Linked DNA regions of Homo sapiens: region 2 is linked to region 1. A link is an interaction called in ENCODE POLR2A ChIA-PET data of the cell type or tissue named here. Cell type or tissue: A673. All regions are shown on one strand. Each heading gives the region's core, and the rest is flanking DNA. Links, peaks and the distances in the headings are about the cores only. Region 1 overlaps VPS54 (VPS54 subunit of GARP complex). Region 2 overlaps ACTR2 (actin related protein 2).

The links. ChIA-PET counts read pairs that join two places held together with the same protein. Peaks named below come from ENCODE experiments on the same cell type or tissue, not always from the same donor. Only the 100,000 strongest peaks of a DNase experiment are listed, where the experiment ranks them.
Region 2: POLR2A ChIA-PET joins it to region 1 with 13 read pairs; 3 of 35 experiments call an interaction of 5 or more read pairs at or near these places.

What each region holds. Positions count from the first base shown.
Region 1 is chr2:63,990,657-63,993,577 of GRCh38, forward strand. The region is part of intron 1 of VPS54 (VPS54 subunit of GARP complex); the gene reads right to left. Among named protein-coding and RNA genes, the nearest start is that of VPS54, 27 kb to the right of the region's middle. In A673, for the core only: no CTCF peak of the experiment used is centred there; DNase peaks (open chromatin) are centred at 1,555 and 1,735; H3K4me3 peaks cover 755 bases; H3K27ac peaks cover 882 bases.
Region 2 is chr2:65,231,246-65,234,166 of GRCh38, forward strand. All of the region lies in intron 1 of ACTR2 (actin related protein 2), which reads left to right. Among named protein-coding and RNA genes, the nearest start is that of ACTR2, 4.9 kb to the left of the region's middle. In A673, for the core only: no CTCF peak of the experiment used is centred there; a DNase peak (open chromatin) is centred at 1,616; H3K27ac peaks cover 1,654 bases.

The sequences.
Region 1 (2,921 bases), core at 138-2,637:
TTCCTATCACTTCTATGCCAACTCTGTCTCAGATACCTACTCTTGAAACTTCAATGCAACACTTATTATGCCAAAACAAAGAAACAAGTGGATTAGACACGTGGGCTTACCCAGTCACACTAGAACCTCCTATCTTCCAAAGGGTACAAATGTGTCGTTATGTACCTCTTAATCTTAGCTTTTTAAAAGAATTTAAGGATGCTTGTACTCAGTATGGTCCTACTTCTCCTTATGTTAAATGGTATTACAAACTTTTTGTACTGAGGTCATTTTGCTTCCTTTAGACTGGGACCTTTTGGCAAAAGCTTTTCTAACCCCATTAAAGCATTTACAATTTCGTATCTGGTGGTCACAAGAGGCCCATCTGCAGGCTCAGCTAAATCGGACTAATAGTATTCTAATTACTCAGGCTCAGCTCACAGGCTCCGATAGTTTCTCTGATACTTATGCCCAATTAAACTTTGATGCTCTTACCACAGAACAAGTAACAAAGGTGTGTATGAGAGCTTGGGATAAATTATGCGCCCCAGGCCAAGCTCCTGTTTCTTTTACTATGGTTAAACAAGGTCATGATGAATTATACCCTGATTTTTTAGCTAAATTACAAGATGCCATTGAAAAATCTGTCTGATGAGCATGCTCAAGGTATTCTTTTTCATATGTTAGCTTTTGAAAATGTGAACCATGAGTGTAAAATGGCCATGCATTCCATCCAATGACAAAATTTACCTGATCACGAGGTGTTCCCTGCATATATTAAAGCTTGTGAAGGCATTGGATCAGACACCCACAAAGCTATTCTGTGGGCACGGGCCATGAAGGACCAATCAAACTGGCCCCACTAATTCTTTTCTTGGAGCCTGCTATAATTGCAGTCAACTTGGTCATACTCAGAAAAATTGCACTGTTAAAAACTTAAAAGCGGCCAAGCCGGCTCAACAAACATGGCCAAATGCTGCTGCTACTGTTTGCTCACGTCGTCGCAAGGTAAACATTGGGCAAGTACTTGCCACTCTAAGTATGATACAGATGGAAACCCCCTACCACAGAACCAGGGAAATGGGAAGTGGGACCAGTCCCAGGCCCCAATATCAAATGGGATGCTTCAGACTCAGACCAACATTGCATTTCCACTTCAGGCAGTCCCAACGCAGCCCCCACCACAAACAAATTTACCTACAGTCAACCCAGATGGGTCCCAGCCTCTTCTTCTCAGTACAATGCTTGTCCACCTCCACGTTAGGGGTTGGGGCGGTCGATCTCTGTAGCACTATTCCTCTAAATTTACTACCTAACTCTTTGCCTTTAATTGTCCCCACAGGGGTCACTGGCCCTTTACCTCAAGGTTTGGTGAGCCTGGTGTTAGGTAGGGCATCCACCTCTGCTAAAGGAATCACCATTCATACTGGTCTCATTAATTCTGATTCAGTTGACGAGATTAAACTAATCGTGTCTGCCAAGCTTCCTGTTTCCATTCCGGCCGGTGACTCAATTGCTCAATTGCTTTTACTACTTAATATTGTTTTAAACAAAGGAGATAAGACACGTGGCCCTGGAAGGGGCTCCAGCAGCGAAAAGGCCGCTTATTGGATTAATGTAATTTCTGAACAACAGCCTACCTCCATACACATTCAAGGAAAAAAGTTTGAGGGTTTAGTAGATACTGGGGCTTAAATTAACATTCCACCTAACTCTTATAGTACTCCCAGTCAGCATATGATGGAAAACATGCGGTATGTTCCTGGACTCCGTCTCCGTCCAAAACATGAAGGGATTACTAAACCCCTCCCAATTACTATAAAAGAAGACAGGGCTGGTTTAGGTTATCCTTTTTAATGGCGGCCACTGCCACGCCTCCTGATCCTATTCCTTTACAATGGAAATCTGACACACCCATTTGGATTCAGCAGTGGCTGCTCTCTAAAGAAAAACTGGAGGCTTTAACTCAATTAGTTTCTGAACAGTTACAACTTAGAAATTTGGAACCTTCTTTCCCGCTGGAATTCTCCTGTGTTTCTAGTAAAAAAGAAATCAGGCAAGTGGTGGATGGTAACCAATTTAAGGGCCATTAATGCTGTAATTAAACCTATAGGAGCCTTCCAACTCGGCATGCCTGCCCCTGCTTTAATACCTAAAAATTGGCCTCTCATAGTTATTGATTTTTTTATATTGCTTTACATAAATCAGATTGTGAAAAATTTGCTTTTATTGTACCATCTATCAATAATCAAGAGCCTGCAGCTCATTATCAATGGAAAGTACTTCCTCAGGGAATGCTAAATAGCCCTACAATCTGCCAGCTTTATGTTGGGCAAGTGCTTTCACCAGTTCGAGCCCAGTTTCCCCAGGCCTATATTCTTCATTATATTGATATTTTAATTGCTGCCCCCACTGATAAAGAATTGACTGTTATCAAATTTTGAGCTGCTGTGTTAGAGGCTGGATTACACATCGCTCAGGACAAAATTCAACAGACCACTCCTGTTCAATATTTAGGAATCATGGTCGATAAACATATTCAACCTCAAAAAGTTCAAATTAGGAGAGATTATTTGAAAACTTTAAATGACTTCCAAAAACTTTTGGGTAACATTAATTATTTAACACCTACTTTAGGCATTCCGACCTATGCACTAACTTGTTTTCTATGCTGCGGGGAGATTCCAATCTCCGCAGTCCCAGGACTTTGACCCCTGAGGCTTCACTAGAACTGGAATTCGTAAAGAATTCAGACCATCCAGTTATCTAGAGTACAGCCGTTTCAGCCTTTTCAGCTTCTGGTTTTCGCCTCATTGCACTCCCCTACTGGGCTAATAGTTCAACATAATGATTTAGCGGAGTGGTGTTTTCTTCCTCATTCTGTGTCAAAAACTTTGTCTGTTTATCTGGACCAACTGGCCATCTTAATTGGACAGACTCGG
Region 2 (2,921 bases), core at 282-2,781, 1.2 Mb after region 1:
ACATGATTGGTTTCAAATGAAGAAACAGTGCTGTTAAAATACATGAATCATATAACAGGAATGCTGTAATAGTTCTGAGTATGTAGAGGACTAGGAACCGCTTAGATTGTGTATTCTGTTTCTTACCATTTGTAGACATGAATAATCATCTTGATTTTATTTAGATACCTGAAGTTATAATGATTCCTTTATAATTAAATATTAAAGAAGATATTCAGATGTAATTTTGCAAATTTATGGAAATAGTTGTTATCCTAAGGTGTTTTCATTTGCTCCTTACATGCCTTAGGTTTTAAAATTGTAGGCTGGCTGGGTGTGGTTCCTCATGCCTGTATTTCCAGCATTTTGGGAGGCCGAGGTGAGAGGATTTCTTGAGGCCAAGAGTTTGAGACTAGCCTGGGTTAGTATAACAAGACCCCATATCTAGTAAAAATAAAAATAAAATTACAGGCTTTTTAAAAAGTTACGATTCTTTTAACCTCTCTGGCAGACCCAAATTAAATATTCTAGGACAGGAGTGTCCAGTCTTTTGGCTTCCCTGGGCCACATTGGAAGAGGAATTGTCTTGGGCCACACATGAAATACACTAACAATAGCTGATGAACTAAAAAAATCACCAAAAAAATTTCATAATGTTTTAAGAAAGTTTGTGAATTTGTGTTGGGCCTCATGCAGCCCGTGGGCCATGGGTTGGACAAGTTTGCCTGGAAACAAGTTTGTACTTACGATCACATGACCAATGTTGGTCCCGCTTGATTTTCTATCTCCCAGCTTGACCAGTGTCTCAGTAGGGTTGCCCAGAGGAGGAAAACTCATTTGATCCAATAATTTATGTGGATTTTAACCATTCAAACCTCCTTCTGAAATCAAGCCACTTAAAGTGGCCCAGATAGGTGAAAATCTGGAGGTCTGTGAAACTCTAGGTTTAGGTCCTCTTCACGAGCTAGGCCCAGGCCCCTGGTGTTACGTGTCTTGTTACCAGACTAGGGTGATTTCATCAGCATTGAGTTAGATCACCAACAAAATGAAGGTTTCTCCAGTGCGTGCTATGTTGCTGGCACAGTGCTTAATAAGGTCCAGTCGTACAGAGAAGCTTATAGTGCTAGAATAATTGCATTTGCATTTATGTAATTGACATTTGTAGTTGATTGTGGCCTGCTTTATCGGGCTTATGCTACTTTATATGTTGAATTTAGGAGTGTTTGAAACAGAAACAAACCAAAACCAAATTTGGTTTCATCTTGCAAAATGCTTTGGTATAAGTAGAATAAATATTTTGGTGGCCTAAGATCAGAACAGTCACTGTGCAGTTAACTTACTAAAGAACATCAGTACCATGAGATAAAATTAGTAAGGGGAAAATAAATATTAAATAAGCCCAAATGGGGCTTTATAAATCCCAGGTTATTATTTTTTTGAAGAGAAAAAAAAAATGTACTTTTAGAGCAGATGTAGATAGAATTTTTCATTTTTGCTTGAAAGAACATTATACTGTTCATATTCTTACCATTTGATGACTCAGTGGGAAGTAAGGGAACTAGTTTAAACCACACTGCTGTGAAGAGGAAACTATATATGGTAAAATCTATTTCTTAAACACAGCCTTACTGCACACAATGAAAGAACGAAGTCACCAAGTCTTAAAATGATTGACATGGGGGAGGAATTTCAAGGATTAAGATGATACCAATGATACCAAATGATAGTTTAGAAAGGAATGTTTTCTTTGTATTTTATCACATCATGGTTTAGTTTTTTTTTTTTTTTTAGACAGAGTCTTGCTCCGTTGCCCAGGCCAGAGTGCAGTGGCATGATTTTGGCTTACTGCAGCCTCCATCTCCCGGGTTCAAGCAATTCTCCTGCCTCAGCCTCCCCAGTAGCTGGGATCACAGGTGTGCACCACCACGCCAGGCTAATTTTTGTATTTTTAGTAGAGATGTGGTTTCTCCATGTTCGTCAGGCTGGTCTCCAACTCCTGACGTCAGGTGATCTGCCTGCCTCAGCCTCCCAAAGTGCTGGGATTATAGGCGTGAGCACTGCGCCCAGTCTAGATTTTTTTTAATACTGATTATTATTATTATTTGCAGAAGTAATCAGATTGTCAGTTTTATATTATTGAAAAATTGGGGCCAGGCACAGTGGTTGATGCCTATAATCCCAGCACTTTGGGAGGTAAAGGTGGGAGGATTGCTTGAGGCTGGGAGTTCAAGACCATCCTGAGCAACAGCGAGACCCCTGTCTCCACAAAAAATAATATAATTTAAAAATTATAATTTTTATTTTTTCTTTACTGCTTCTTGCAGAGCAGGACTACCCCATAGGCAGTGTGCCCAGAGTAGCCAGTATAATTTTTTTTTTAATTATTTTATTTTATTATTGTTTTTGAGACAGAGTCTCACTCTGTCTCCCAGGCTGGAGTGTATTCATGTTATCTCGGCTCACTGCAACCTCCGCCTCCCAGGTTCAAGTGATTCTTCTGCCCCAGCCTCTCAAGTAGCTGGGATTACAGGCATGCACCACCACGCCCAGCCAATTTTGTACTTTTAGTAGAGATGGGGTTTCACCATATTGGCCAGGCTGGTTTCGAACTCCTGACCTCAAATGATCCTCCTGCCTTGGCCTCCTAAAGTGCTGGGATTACAGGTGTGAGCCCCCACACTCAGCCTTTTTTTTTCCTGACAGGGTCTCACTCTGTTGCCTAGGTGGGAGTGCAGTGGTACAATCATGGCTCAAGGCTCAACGTAGCCTCAACCTCCCTGGGCTCAGGTGATCCTCCCACCTCAGCCTCCCGAGTTTCTGGGGCTACAGGTGTGTGTCACCACGCCTGGCTAATTTTTGTATTTTTTGTAGAAATGGGGTTTTGCTCTGTAGCTTCAGGCTGGTCTCGAACTCCTGGGCCCAAGCAATCCACCCACTTTGGC